Linked DNA regions of Homo sapiens: region 1 is linked to region 2. The links are chromatin loops, found by intact Hi-C in ENCODE. Cell type or tissue: sigmoid colon. All regions are shown on one strand.

Region 1 (8,000 bases), 120 kb before region 2:
AGACCCATAGCCTGGAAGTAAGCAGTGCCATTTTTCATCAAGTCCATTGGCTGAAACTAGTCACATGGCTTCAACCTAACTGCAAGGGAAGCTGGGCAATGTAATGAAACACATGGACTATTTGGTGTCTGTCTCTACCCCTGTTAGATTATATGCTCCTTTGCTGTTCGGAATATGTTTCTCATCTTTTGTGTCCACCCCTTAGTACCAAGTTCAGAGGAGTGGCACTTAATATCATGTTGTTGTTGCTTTTTCCCATAATAGGACTATTTCAACCAGAATATAATTTTTAATGATGTTATAGGATGTGGCTAAATATTATTAAGCATTTGAAGTATCTCTTAACACTTCTTTTTGTTCAAGTTAGCCCTTTTTGGATGTTGTCTTCCTTGGGTTGGAAAACCTTCTATATTTCATGCTCTATATCCCTTATATTAATCTAGTCTTCATTCACCCTGGAAATGATAATTACTTGACAAAAATGCAGTGCATTTCTGAATGAAGCACCTCATTTGTATTAATATGTGATTATGACAGATTATTAACTCAAGTGCATTTGAAGTATGAAAAAAAGATGTGTTAAGTTTATTTTGTTAATAAGACAAACTATGCAACTTGGAAACAAATTTGAATGTTGGATGATTAGTTTATGTCTTAACATTTGAGGATGTGCATGGATATAAAGGGCAGGCAGTTCCACTCTCCTTTTCCCTGAACTTGAGTTGACTTCTTCACATTCACTATGGCAACCTCAATGATCAACACATACAGGAGCTCTGAAGTGCATGCCAAAACTTTCCAACGTTAATAATGAATAGGTATGAACTCCACTATGCAAGCTTCTCTGAACGAGTCACTGCAAAGCTAATGTAATTTTAGGGTGTCGTTTCCTTCTCACAGTACACCACCGCGAAGGTCTAATCCCAGACAGCAATCTTTATGGACATTTGCTTTTCCCCCCACTACACTACATGACTAAGCCCCTTTGGTCTCCACTTCTTACTCTGACATTGACCAGTATAGCTTGCTTTGCATCCTCTCAGTTTAAACAAAGTAACATTGGAAGGGAAATACTGTTGGAGCAAACGACTTTGGTATAATGCATCTTTTCCTTTAGTGAGAATGCAAGCCTCAGCTGCCCTAATATTTAACTGAAGCAGATCCCCATTTGCTTATCTGTTTAATTGCACTTTTATCTAGGCCAGCTGCTGCTCCTGCTGCTGCTATAGCCACTCCTAATTGGAAGGACGTTGCTGTGGTATCCTAGTGGTTTAAAACTGAGAGACTGCTACCTAGAACCTGCACCCACATTGGTATCTGAACCGGGCTCCTTTATAAATCATATTTTACATTTTAACATAAAAGATAAGCTTTCAGGATACAATTTTATTTCAGCCTTCTACTGCTAGGCATTTTATCACAGTACTTTTACGTGAGCTGAAGATTGACCATTGATTTCATAACCAAAAATGACTTTAGTTCTGCATAATATTACTTAAAACTCATAAAGACAATTTTATACTTGAGTAGTTATTATTCCTTCCATCTATTTGGGTCAGTTTAATGGTACATTAATAATTATTAATGTGAATTGGAATCTATTATATGGTTGTATTCCTATTAGAGCCCCTGAAAAGACTTGAAATCAAAGCCTCTTTCTAAGTATTATTTATAGTTTATGGTTTGCTTTATTTTCTTTTTAAAACATTGCTGTATATCTGAGTAGTGAACATAGCATTTGTGAAAGTGAACTTTCTCCAAAATTTGATCAGTCCAAGCATTTTTTAGTTGTAATGTCTCACAGAAATAGCACTTTAGTCACGATGATAGGGTACCTTCAAAAACTGTACTGGTAATTACTTTTCTGTGGCCCCTGTTGAGATAGGCAGTCTTACTGGACATTGATGTGTTTAGTCTGAATAGAACTTCAGATAAGAGACAAAGCAAATTGTGCAATAATGTATGAATTGAGAGCCACTTGTATTGAAAAACAAAATAGGACAGAATTTTATATTTAAACAAGTAAAAATTATTTAAATTTTCACTTGAAATTTAAAGCTTCCATGAAAATTGTTTCTCTTGCACCAATAATGCACATTGAACTCTGTGCTGGCATTAAAGATGGAGTTCTGCAAAGGCTCCAAGCACCTCAGCAACACCACTTCTCAGAATTATATTAAGCCAGTTGGGACATGATGAAAGAATGCAAGGTATAAACCCCTTGAGGGCCCATGAGTCACCATCTAGAAAGGTTCTTGAAAGGGGAAGAATGTTTTATAGTTTGATCAATAGGAATCTGAGAAGTAGGCTGCAGGGTAAATATAAGTTGAGGATTAAAAACTTTTGGAAACTTGAAGAATTGAATTACAATCCTAAGAAAGTTCCCAGGAGAAAAAGAGAGATACAGAAAGAGAGACTTTTTCATCCCATCTCAACCAGCAGCCAACCTTTCTTCTAGGTCAGAGTACAGCCAAAATAGATTTGATGATAATCAGCCCTAATTATCTCAGCTCTATTGCAGAACTAAGGCATGAACAGAGTTTTCTAGAGATCCAAGTGCCCACCATAGTAGTTTCAGGTGGATACCAAAAGGAAGTAAAAATGGGGTTGCAGGCTTCAAAACTTAGAGCAACTTTTCCATAGAATACTCCATACAAAAAGGTTTCTTATTCCATTTTTTCAGCCAGAATGAAACTTTACTTTGAAAAATATATGTATTTTCAGTGTTGCAGTTGGGTTTTCCTTTCTCTCCTTACCATTATTTTAGTGTCAGTGAACAGGCTATTGCATTAGTGTGGGTATGACAGTTTAGATTGTGTTTATAAAGGAGGCAGTCTGTTTAATGGTATAGTCACTGTCACAAGCACAAAAGCATAAATACAGGAGCCTGGCTAAGAATTTCTGAACTCAGCAGATTCTAAGAGTTACTGATACTCCTTTGGGTTTTGCCTTATTCTTAGAAAATTTACAGAATCCTACCATGAAACATGATTAAATAAAAACAGACTTCTAGGAGCTGCTATTTATGTGGCACACTCAGCATGATCAGATCAGAGTGCAAACAGCTCTATGCCGTATCCATGAATGCAGCAGGCCTCTCCTTGGCAGAGGGTGAATGTGGTGGCCATGAGGACAGGAAGGGATAGCAAGGAGAAAGGCAAAGGGGAAGCCCTACTAAAGGACTCATGCCCTTGGAGTTGCATCCAGCACAAAGCCCCTTTTCAATTTTTCCTATCTGGGTTACACAGAGAAGGCTTTGTGTAGAGCATTTCTTAAAGCACCCAATCAGAAATGTGAGGAAAGTTGCTTCTCTTGATGAGACACCAGAGGAAGGAAGCAGGAGACAATGACAAGGGAGGAAATAAAGGAGGGATAGCTAAGTAAGGTAGACAGCTAAGTCTAGTTTGTTCCCAGTGTTGTACCAGTCTCATCAGTGCCGTGTCTGGGTCTCACAGCCTCTGGTGTTCTATGATGGATCCTCTCTTCTGCCAAGAGCTGGCCACCTGGCAGCCAAACCCTGCACAAGATATGAAGAGCCTGTAAATGCAGGACTTCTGTTCCTGGATCTGCTCCTCTGATGAAGAGGTGCAAGTGTCTCCGTAGCTACTTGACCACCGTAAATACCATTGTTTCCTCTTCCTGGGGGTCACCCAGAGAACCCTCATGGAACATGGTGTGACAACTACTGACACATGGGGTTATCATAGGTTTTATGCCATGAATAATACATTTAAAGTATGTTGTAAAAGACTTACTTTGCAAGGACCTAAAAACACTTCTATGGGAAGAATCAGAAAAAAATAATTATTTTTGAATTGAAATTCAGGTGCACACTCATTTATGAACACTGAACCCAAAAGAGCTGAGGTTTCCCCAATTTTGGAGCTCGTGTAGAAAGCTTTCCTCAATCTCCTTGGATGGAAAACTTAAACTGCTCCCACTGTTTAGCACTTCCTGCAGTTTATGACTCTCAGTTCAGGCTCTAACTCACCAGTAGGGGAATAGGGATATTCTGGTGTATATGGGTCTTTCTGGGCAAACCAGTGAAGCAAGTCTCACAGCTGTTCTGTCAAGAACCCAAATTCCCCTAACCTGGGTTCTAAGACTGGGCCAGCCAAATGGCACTTTTATAGAACCTCTTCCCAAACCAGCGCTCTTGGGCGATCTTTCTTCTGAAACGTTATGTGTTTCCAATAGGGAGGAAAAGAAGAAATGAAGTAACTTTTTGTCCAGGAATACTCCTTTGTAAAGGTTGATTTCAGGGCTAGCAAAGATGCCTTCATAGAAGGCAGTTATTTGTGAAAGCCAAGGTGATGGGGTTTGAAATTGACAAAGGGATGAGGACTTAGCTTTTCTTCTGAAGGTGACTTTCTGCCCATGGATCTTCCATTTCCATTAATCAGAAGTATTCGTTAAAAAAAGAAAAAAAAGAAAAAAAAAAGCTAGAGAGAAAAGAAAAAACAAACCAACCTCCTGTTCCATGCCCCAGGCAATCTTCTTGTGTAAAGCAATCTGTGGCAGCTAGTCAGGTGGCCTGGCAGGAGTTTTCCCCTTCAACTCTGGCTGGGAGCTTCTTAGAATCTCTTAAAGAAACATCCTGCAGAGCTCCCACTTAGGCCTGCTCTTTCTGTCCTGATGTCTCTCTGTGGCATCTTTTCAGATGCTTCTTTAGAGGATCATTTTGGATGGGGAAGGTATAGGCCTGGGCTTATGATGATGAGGGATTTCCTGTCTGTCTGGAGAAGTTAGAACATGTATAAGTGCTCCTGGGTATGGGGAAAGGAGGCAAAGATGCTGCCCACCAGTTTTCCAAGTGCCGTGTGCGCCCTTATCCCCAGAACGATCCTTTGCTCTTCTACTATAGTACGCATTTGAAGATCTCAGGGCCCTTATAACCATTAGGCATTTGCAGGGCCTGAAATGTAATGAAGGAATTGTTCTTCCTATTTCTGGAGGTAAACTAAATATGAAAAGAAAATTAGCATTAAAATCAATCCTGACTCAGTTTTTTTTTAAGTTCCATCTTTAACTCAAACTGTATTTCTGCCAAAATTAAAAATAAAAGTTATAGCCACTTAACAAAAAACAATTCACACGAAATGTTGTACTATGTATAATTTGCTATTGTTACAAATCGTCAATGCAGTACCTTTGTTAGCTTAGTGTTTTTAGATTCTTAAAACGAGGCATGTTGAAAGAAAGGTTGCATTTAGCTTTCTCTTATGCCTATAAATTTAGTGTAAGCCCCTGTTTTAAGGAGCTTTATGTGGTAGGACTGACATTGCTTAATAAACAATGGAAAAAGTTAAGCATAACCTAGAAGTCATTTAAAACTGTGAGTCACTTTCCTGACAAGCCAATAGGGTAAGAGAACCAAGGTTGCAAAATAATTACTAGCCCAGCCTGAGGGACCGTGGAAATATATTACAGGTATCAGTTAAGAAAACAAAGCAGTGGTGTTTTACCACTCTGCAGAGAAAGCTAAGGTTGCTAACCAAACAAAATAACTTTACACTGACAATGCCAATTTTTACATTTCTTTCAGAACAAGGGACACTCAAACTACCAGAGGTAAGATTAACATTTTAAATATTTTTTATAACCTTTGCATTTCAAGTTGTTTGCTAACTTAACCAGGCTTGGGCTTTTACACTGTTAAATGTGCCTTTTAAAATAAATAGAAATAAACAGAAACAGAGGGAACAACCAAGTGATTGTGAACAAAATGCAAAAGTTAAATCCAAGGAATGTTCACTGTCACTGTCCGAAGGTCTTAGGTAGAGAAAAAATGTGAATATTTAATCAAAGACTGTGTATGAAATGGGACTGTAAGTACAGAGGGAAGGGTGGCCCTTATCGCCAGAAGTTGGTAGATGCGTCCCCGTCATGAAATGTTGTGTCACTGCCCGACATTTGCCGAATTACTGAAATTCCGTAGAATTAGTGCAAATTCTAACGTTGTTCATCTAAGATTATGGTTCCATGTTTCTAGTACTTTTCCATTAGAGCAGAAAGATGATGATTATCACATCCTATTGATCAAATGAAGATCTAGTAACATTTCCTTTTGGTTTAACATAGAGTCTCCTAATGGCTTAGAAGTATGTAATCCATGTTACCTCTCAGAATAAAGTTACTTTAAAAATCCAAAAAAAAGTTATTTAAAAAAATACAGAAGATGATGGGATATGTAGGAAGTAAACAGCAAGTTGCCCATCATTAAATACTTTCCTGTTGAAAATACTGTCAATGGTGTTGTTTGATGTTGTTTATATAGAGTTCCCCAAAATTATAAAATTTCAGACAGAAAAGATTTTAATGGTTCCCAGACAATCATTGCCTTGACCTTCAACCAAAAATAACAGATTTCTTACCTGACTGCCCCTCCCCACAAATGGCCATAGCAAAACATTTTTAGAAATCATAGAAAAATAAAATACAAACTATGTGTGATTAGTTATATGAACCAAAAGTACAGTAATCTGAAAATTTCAAAGTAACGATGAAAATTATGATTTGTAAATTAATATCTAACAATTAAAACCTCTCTTTAAAAGTGATATTAGTATGTTTTTAATCCAACATCTAGTAAAAATAAGAAAAAGTACAGCAAAATATAAGAGGTGCTTGTCTCTACTTTTTGCATAAGTACATAATTTGAACATATAGGATATCAAGAGTGTGATATAAAGAGGCTCATATGCACCTAATCAGTGCATCTGTTGATTATATTTTAAAACCTAAAGTCTAGACCAAAGAATGCATAACAAGGTGATTTTTTTAATAGGCCATATGAGTTTCTTTAGAGCTAAAATAAATTAACCAAAGAGTTCCTTTAGTGTTTCATTGACAGGTAAGATTTTTCACTAGGGCTATCAGGATTCTTCCAGCAGTGCCAAGGATCTTGCAAAGCAGCCTTCTTTCACTTTCTCATTGCTATTATTATATTATTGAGAAAGAAACCTTGTAGAGTTCTGAACTTTACCTCAGTGTTACTTAACACTTATCCTTTTAGATATATATATTATTTTTTCCAAGGAAGATGGTTTCATTTTAATTAAGTAATGTGAAGTGGGTGTGCTTACAGAAAGAAAATATGCCAATAAGAAGTGGGTAATAATTTTCATGTGATACTAAATAATTCTCACAGGCACTTTTATACTTTTTAAATTACATGTAAGCCTATGATACAAGGAATTAATTTTCACATTGATTTTTAAAAATATATAACATCAGTTTTTTAGTGACTTGTTTCACTCTTCAATATAAGTATAATTTTTATTTACTGTGTGACTGTACTAAAAATCTCTGTTTTGTGTGGATGGAGGATTATAGTAAGCTCTGAGGCTAGTCAATCCATTTGGAAACTTGAGTTTGTTTTAAGGGAGAAATACAGCAAACTAATATTAAGAAGCAGCTCTCACCCTATACCAGGTGTGTTCACTCTCCAAGGCAGATGATTGTATGCTGCTCAGGAATCTTCTCATAAGTAAATAGTGAAACACTTTTGTAATTTGTAAGCTCTGTGATTTTTATTTTTTCTCCTCTCTTGAAGACCTTCTTTCTCTCCATGTACCAGTTTATAGGCCTCCTCTGCTTCCCTTTCAATAGTTATGATTGTGAATTTTTTTTAAATTTTGCACTTTATTTGCGAGGTAGGTCAGTTTTCACTAGCCACAGAATCCGTGGGGCGTCCATAACCATACCTGGGCTGTACATCTCACATCCCATTCTGGAGTGGACCTTCGGAAAGTTCCTCTGGCTCCAAGAAGCAAGTTTATCATTGCATACATATTTAGCTACTTTAAATCCCTTTTTTTTTAGAGGGAAAGAAAGATAAGGCAATGGTAATGAGGCAAGAAATAACTGCCAAGTGCTTATAGAATTGAGTTTGGTTCCTGCCCCCCCTCCCCCCCCACCCCCCCAACCAGCCCACCATTGTTAGGTAGATCAAAGGAGACTGAGAAGGTCCTGGAGACTGATTCTCATGGTGGTGTGAA
Region 2 (8,000 bases):
TGTTCTTCATTTAGAAATGGTGATAGGAAAGAAGTGGGTGAAAATGGTTGTGTTGAGATATTTTTGCCAATACCTAAATGCTCTTTTGCTTCTCTCTTTTTCTTTCTTTCTCAAAGCCCCCTCTTTGTTCTGTGGCTTTTCTTTTGTAACTCCTCCAGACTACAGCTTTGTTCCCCCTTCTTCCACTCCTTTCTGGTCAGGTACTGCTTTACTACTTTTATTTGTCTCTTCAACTTGCTTCTGCTTGCAAATAAAATATTTGAGTTCCATGTATGGCTTCTCATACGGATACATCTCCTCACAGACAATCCCTCGAGTTCCATTACCACCATGCACTTTACTCTTCTCTGTCATAGTCACCGTTCATCATGACATTTCACTCCTCTGGTGTTTGTGTGTGTGCTCATGCCATGAGACATTCTATAATTTATCTGTTGGGGAGAGTTTGCAGAGGGATGGGGCTGAAAGTATAAAGGGGGATGAAAAATCTATAAAATCATTATTTTTCTTGAAGACCAGAAAGTTTAGTTGAAAAAAGCCAATGTTTATGTATTTTCATGAAGAAAATAAATAGAAATAAAATCCCAACTTTGTTTTCAAATATAAAAGTAAAATTCAGTACACATTACTTGAAAAGATGACTGGCGCCCATGAATTCTGCAGTTCTTCGGTTTGTGCATGGGCATTTTGGTCTTGATTTCTGTCATTACCCAGAGAGTTTAATGGCTATTTACATGACATTTAGGGTATACATTAGATAAAGTCTGTTTTCTGACCGATTTTTAAAAATTAACCTGCACATCCCAATAAAAATCATAGAATTTAAAACTAGAAAAAACTTAGAAGTCATCTAGTACAAACATTTCATTTCATAGATGAGAAAAAATGTGGCCTTGAGGGGTTAGGAGACCTATGCAAGGTCACCACACAGTTGATGATTGGGTTTTTCCATCATAGGGGTGTTTTTATGTGCACCGACTCTAACAGTAGTGCCCCAGTAATGGGACAGTTTTCAGTGAGAAAGCTATTAAAGTGGTTTGTGTCCTGAACAGTAAAACAAAATGACCTATTTTTACTCCCTTTACAGTTCTGAAATCTAGAGTATTGCCATTCATTTATTTCGTGATGGACACCTGGAGTCTAAAAAAATTTCTGTCATTACAAAGCCATGAATAATAGGTCAGAGATCCCTGTGGCCAAGTGGGCAGGCTCTTCCAGGGTAACACAGGTCATAACTTCTGCTGCCTGAGCCCTGGGAACTGTTAAAAATACAGATGGTTGGTGTTTCCCATTTGTCTCTTTTTCTTACACTTAAGTTCCTTTACCATTTAAGATTTATAAAGTTTCACCAACCTCCGATGAGTGATTCTCAGAATCACTGAACATATAATTGAAAACACTTTATAACCCCAAAGAGCAACAGGTAGAGAAGTTAATATAAAGCGTGCCATGAAACACTAGAGACTAACAAACATGAACCACTGGAATGGAGTTTTCTTTTCAGAACAGGGCCAGCAGGGCCAGGGAGAAAGTTAGCTCCTCTCCTGCCATCGAATATTAAACACGCGCGCGTGTGCGCGCGCGCGCGCGCACGCACGCACACACACACACACACACACACACACACAGAGAAACTCAACTCTGAACACAGGATATTTAATACCCTGACATCTTATTTTTGATTAGATACATCAGTAAAGTTTTTCTGTAAGGCAGTATTTGTTTCAAAGAAAGAAAATATAGATGGTATTTGTGTGTTCCTTCTCTGAGACCTGATTCACACCTCTTCACTTAGGTGAATTATATAGAAAACAATAACTAAATTTATCCCCAAATAGTTTTAACATAGAAAGCCTTGTTAGGGAAGAAAGTGCCACTTAACCAGAAGTGATAACATAGATTTGACAAGAGACTGACATCAGAGCAAAATATTTCGTTGTTTTGAGTGTTAGTTAAAGCAGTTACTGGATAAAAACATAAAGCTTTACCTTGGAGGTGCTGGTTAGATTACTGGGCCATCAATAGGAAGTGTATGATGAAATTATTTTAGAATCTATCTCCTTAGATACTTAGATATTAACGAGTTTTTTTAATTTGTTTTTTTGTTTTGTTTTGTTTCATTTTTATAAAAACTAGTCCTTACTTTGATTGAGGTTCTTATGAAGAATGGAAAAACAGGACAATGGTTCTTTAAACTTATGAAGCGAATTTGCTTGCACCTGATTGAATTGAAACAGCAATTCTGCTGCTTTCAAGCTCCTCTGCCATTATCGCTGGTCTGTAATGAAATCACGACTGTGCATTTGATAGCATCAATAACATTCATCTGATTAGGTTGTTATGGTTGTTAACGAACTGCAAACCTACTGTCATTGCTTGTCATTTCTTGACAGTGTTAAGTCCAAAAGTGCTGGGCATTGCCATCGCTCGGTATGACTTCTGTGCAAGAGATATGAGAGAGTTGTCCTTGTTGAAAGGAGATGTGGTGAAGATTTACACAAAGATGAGTGCAAATGGCTGGTGGAGAGGAGAAGTAAATGGCAGGGTAAGTTGGCCCTCTCGATGTGCTGGTGCATGTGAAAGAAGGGGACTGAGCAGTTGTTTGCACCCATTGTGGCACCAGGGAGAAGCCTCTATACTGTATTACAGCTTTCAGCCCACAGGCCTCTGCCCTCTGGAAACTGGTGCTGTGTTTTGCTGATACCAGGGACTCGCTGAAAATATTTGAAATGAATATGATAGTGACATAAATAAAATTCACCTGGGCAAGTGGGACAGCTTGCTGCTTGGAAAAGAGTCGAGGAGCATTTCAGTTCTTTTTAGACCCTGAGCCATAGAGCTAAACTTTATGTGTATTGCAAAATATCTATAAGAACTGCTGATGTAAATTGGAAAGAATGGGACATAGTACCTCTGTCTTTTCATCCTGTTCTACAGCAGAAATAGGAATCATTATGCAGCAGAGCCCCCCTGTATTATACTTAATTTACATATTTATTTGTGTGCTAGTGGATTAGAACACTGTTTATTTTATTCCTCCATTTCGATCATTTACTCTATTAGGCTTCTAAGAGCAGTTAAACCAATCTTCTCACCTACAATGGACATAAAACCCCAGTTTAATTGGGGTGTTATGAAAACAAAATACTCTGTTTGTAGAATCCTTTGAAGTGTCAGATACAAAGTCATGTTGCTGTGTTGGTTGCTTTTCTTTTTTAGGTGGGCTGGTTTCCATCCACATATGTGGAAGAGGATGAATAAATTCAAATCCCGTGTTGCACCCTGCACCAAAAATTTCAGAGAAGGGATAAATAGAAGCCTGCACAGCATCGTGAATTAACTGAAGTGTTTAAAAAGCTGCATTTCTGGCTGTTCAACATCCTCCCTCCTTAGCCCCTCCTAAGTCTTAATGCTGAGATTTCTAAAGATGCTGGTACTGACAGATTAATGGCTTGCCTAGAGCTGTGCAAGAAACAGCCTGCCAGTCTGTCATTGTCAGGGACCAGGGCAAAACCAAGAGCTGTTCTTCCCAGAAGAGCCCTGCAAACACATTGGTTCGTGCTTCCCTTTACTTCTTCTGGTCAGATACCATGAATGCCAGTCATCAGTAAATCTTAATACACTTTTGCTTTATTCTCACATGCCATTCACCAGATTATTTGATGGTACAAAGAAGCAGAAGTGTAATTTTCCTTTTCCCAGCATGACGAAAAATTGGAGTTCTGCCATTTGAGCAGCTTACTGGAAAGATCCAGCCTTACTTGTCTTAAATTGTCCAACAAGGTGACTCATTGCCCGGCAAACACTTTTACCCTCAGATGTTACTCATGATATTATAAAATATGAGGCCAGTGCTCAGGTTTGCATCATAAGTGAGCTATCCCTGAAGGGTTTTAATTACTTATTTGGTGTCCTGATTATATTTGCAAACTTCTTTATAAAAGGTGAAAAAAGCACACAAAAGAGAGGGTGTCTTCATATTAAACCTTCACAACCTTCATGATTTCATAGGATTATTTTGGAAATATAGCACTTGACTTTATGAAAGGATCTGGGCTAGGTATATTAAGGGTAGTTGCCAATAACCTGAAGAAGCTGGCATTGTTTACAGAAACAGATCAAGGGCTATAATTTATGTCATTTTATAGCAGCAGTATCTATTAATACATGCCTTTTCCTCCCATCCACCTCCCCCGCACACACACAAAGATGACCTGGGACATGATTTTTTTATTCCCACATTTTCTTGGAGCACAAACAACTTTGTTGAGGATTTTGGAAGGAAAGCACAACTGGGTCCTTTATTCATTTCTGGGACAGAAAGAGGGTCAGTGGACTTTTGTGGGCCTCCAGCTTCTCTCAGAGTCTCCCCCTCTGCAGCCCATCCTGGGAGTGTATTAACTGGAGGGAAGATGGGTCTTGCAGTACATTTGTTTTGCCCAGCCATCACTCTTTTTTGTGAGGAGCCTAAATACATTCTTCCTGGGGTCCAGAGTCCCCATTCAAGGCAGTCAAGTTAAGACACTAACTTGGCCCTTTCCTGATGGAAATATTTCCTCCATAGCAGAAGTTGTGTTCTGACAAGACTGAGAGAGTTACATGTTGGGAAAAAAAAGAAGCATTAACTTAGTAGAACTGAACCAGGAGCATTAAGTTCTGAAATTTTGAATCATCTCTGAAATGAAGCAGGTGTAGCCTGCCCTCTCATCAATCCGTCTGGGTGCCAGAACTCAAGGTTCAGTGGACACATCCCCCTGTTAGAGACCCTCATGGGCTAGGACTTTTCATCTAGGATAGATTCAAGACCTTTACCTCAGAATTATGTAAACTGTGATTGTGTTTTAGAAAAATTATTATTTGCTAAAACCATTTAAGTCTTTGTATATGTGTAAATGATCACAAAAATGTATTTTATAAAATGTTCTGTACAATAAAGTTACACCTCAAAGTGTACTCTTGGAATGGATTCTTTCCTGTAAAGTCTTATCTGCGACTCTGTCTCGGGAATGTTTTGTCTGTTGCCGTCAGCCGAACTTTGTTATGGAGGGAGCAGCCTCACACAAGCAGAAACACTCCTGTGGATGGTATTGTAGCATGTATTGTTTATTTTAGTCAATAGACCCTCTCCTTATAAATGGTGTTTAGTCTTCCTGTTGCATTTCATGGGCCTGGGGGTTTCCTAGCAGAGGATATTGGAGCCCCTTTTTGTGACATTACCAATTACATCTTTGTCCACGTTTAATACTTTGTTTTGGAAAATTTAAATGCTGCAGATTTGTGTAGAGTTCTAATACCAAAGACAGAAGTAAATGTTTTCCATATACTTTGTCTTGCCTGTATGCAGCCCTCGTGTAATACGGTGAATTAGAGTGGTATTTCACTTTGTATTATTTTGTAAATATGTCAATATAATAAATAGTGACTAAATTGATTTCTAAGAGTTGGAGTCTTTTTATTGAATGATCCCTGTATTAGTCAGGGTTCCCCTGAAAATGGATGGCACTGGATTGTTGGGCCTGTACCAGGCCATCGCCAGCAGTCCAGAGTGAACAGAAGCAGTGTATGTGTGGAGGTCACCACCCCCCCGCCCGCCAGCCCCGTGGACGCTATGCGTCTAGTAGGAGGGCCGCTGCGGTGAGTCTTGAAGCCCAGGGCTGGGCCCGGGCAGAGCCGCCGCAGGTGCAGATGTTGGTGGTAGTAGCACATATTCTAAAGAGAACTTCAAAGGCCGAAGTGGAGAAGGGTTCCATGTGAACAGCAGTTGGACATGGGTCATTCGGTCCTGAGAAATAGGTGAGCGCCATTCTGAATGGACAGGCGATGGCCTCTGTTGCCCTCAGCCAATCGAAAGGGAGTCCGGTTCAGATCCCGAATCCGGAGTGGCGGAGATGGACACTGCCAAGCGTCCAGCACAGTAATGCGAAGGATCCCAGAGAAGCCAATGGAAGCCCCGGGGAGAGTTCTTTTCTCCTTGTGAAGGGCAGGGCGCCCTGGAATTGGGTTCGCCTGGAGAGAGGGGTCCGCGCCTTGGAAAGCGTCGCGCTTCCAGCGGCATCTGGTGAGCTCTGGAGGGCCCTTGAAAGTGCGGGGGAGAGGGTGTAAATCTCGCGCCCGGCTGTACCCATATCCACAGCATTCCTCCCTCTGGAACTAAGACCTCTAGGCCAGCACAACAGAATGTCGCGGGAACAGGAAGCAAAAATTTTGCTAGTGGATCACTTAGGGTGATGGTGAGTGGTGCCACTTCCACTTCCACCCCCTGATTCCTGGACCCTTGAATCCTGGCCATGGGAGAAACAGTACCATACATTGGACACTGATTCAGAGCATACACGGCCTTCTAAAGAATTTTGTCCCATCCCTGCAAAGTATTGTCACCTAGTTGGCATTGTAATTGTGACTTCAAAAGGCCATTCCACCTTTCTATCAATTCAGCTGCTTCAGGATGATGGTGAATTCCATGAGCATGAGCCCACTGCTACACTTCTTTAGCCATAAAGTGAGTGCCTTGGACAGAGGCAATGCTGTGTGGAATAGCATGATTGTGGATAAGGCATTCTGTGAGTCCACGGATGGTAGTCTTGGCAGAAGCATTGCATACAAAATAGGCAAACCCATATCTGGAGTAATTGTCTATTCCAGTGAGGACAAACTTCTGCCTTTTCCATGATGGAAGAGGTCCAATATAATCAACCTGCCACCAGGTAGCTAGCTGCCTGATCACCCCAAGGAATGGTGCCATATCGAGGGCTCAGTGTTGGTCTCTGCTGCTGGCAAATTGGGCACTCAACACTGGCTGTAGCCAGGTCAGCCTTGGTGAGTGGAAGTCCATGTTGCTGAGCCCATGTGTAACCTCCAACCCTGCCACCATGGCCACTTTGTTGATGGGCCCATTGAGCGATGACAGGAGTGACTGGAGAAGGAGGCTGAGTGGTGTCCACAGAATGGGTCATACTAGCCAGTTGATTATTAAAATCCTCCTCTGCTGAGGTCACCCATTGGTGAGCACTCACATGGGATACAAATATCTTCACAGTTTTTGGCCACTCAGGCCCATCCACATACCTCTTCCCCAGATTTCTTTGTCACCAATTTTCCAATCATGCTTCTTCCAGGTCCCTGACCACCCAGCCAAACCATTGGCTACAGCCCACGTATCAGTATATAATCACACAACCAGGTGCACTGATTGAAGTTCTGCCCACTGGAAATATTTCCCTTCAGCACTGTCCTTCAGGGATGTCTTGGAAAGGGGCTGTAGTGCTGCAGCTGTCCACTTTGGGTGATGCCTGCATATCATGAAGAACCATCTGTGAACCAGGCCCTAGTCTTCTCTCCTCTGTCAATTCATCATAGAGAACTCCTTATGCGGCCATTGGTGCAGGCTAGGGAAGAGAAAGCAGGGTGGCAGGAGTAGAGACCATGGGCGTTTGAGCCACTTCCTCATGTAACTTACTTGGCCTTCAAGACCTGCTCGAGCCCGATCACGTATATACCACTTTCATTTGATGATGGAATGCTGCTGTGCATGACCCACTTTATGGCTAGATGGGTCAGAAAGCACCCAGTTCATGATAGGCAATTCAGGTGGCATGGTGACTTGATGACCCATAGTCAAATGTTCAGTTTCCACCAAAGCCCAGTAGCAATCCAAGAGCTGTCTCTCAAAAGGAGAGTAGTTATCTGCAGAAGATGGCAGGGTCTTGCTCCAAAATCCTGGAGGCCTCCACTGTGATTCACCTATGGGGGTCTGCCGAAGGCTCCAAACAGCATCCCTATCTGCCACTGACACCTCAAGCACGATTGGATCTGCTGGGTCATATGGCCCAAGTGGCAGAGCAGCTCGTACAGCAGCCTGGACCTGTTGCAGAGCCTTCTGTTCTGGACCCCACTCAAAACTGGCAGCCTTTCAGGTCACTTGATAATTGGGCAGGACTAATATACCCAAATGAGGAATGTGTTGCCTCCAAAAGCCAAATAGGCCCACTAGGCATTGTGCC

What was found. Peaks named below come from ENCODE experiments on the same cell type or tissue, not always from the same donor. Only the 100,000 strongest peaks of a DNase experiment are listed, where the experiment ranks them.
Region 1: it touches region 2 in a loop (2.3-fold over the local background); 2 of 110 quality-filtered maps call a loop at or near these places.

Annotation. Positions count from the first base shown.
Region 1 is chr1:107,685,952-107,693,951 of GRCh38, reverse strand. VAV3 (vav guanine nucleotide exchange factor 3) reads left to right here. Exons shown (of 27, transcript NM_006113.5): 18 at 5,546-5,571. Among named protein-coding and RNA genes, the nearest start is that of MIR7852, 210 kb to the left of the region's middle. In sigmoid colon, no CTCF peak of the experiment used is centred here; a DNase peak (open chromatin) is centred at 4,531; H3K27ac peaks cover 678 bases.
Region 2 is chr1:107,568,592-107,576,591 of GRCh38, reverse strand. It overlaps VAV3 (vav guanine nucleotide exchange factor 3), which reads left to right. Exons shown (of 27, transcript NM_006113.5): 26 at 2,394-2,545; 27 at 3,220-5,431. The coding sequence ends at 3,261. Among named protein-coding and RNA genes, the nearest start is that of MIR7852, 320 kb to the left of the region's middle. In sigmoid colon, no CTCF peak of the experiment used is centred here; a DNase peak (open chromatin) is centred at 3,741.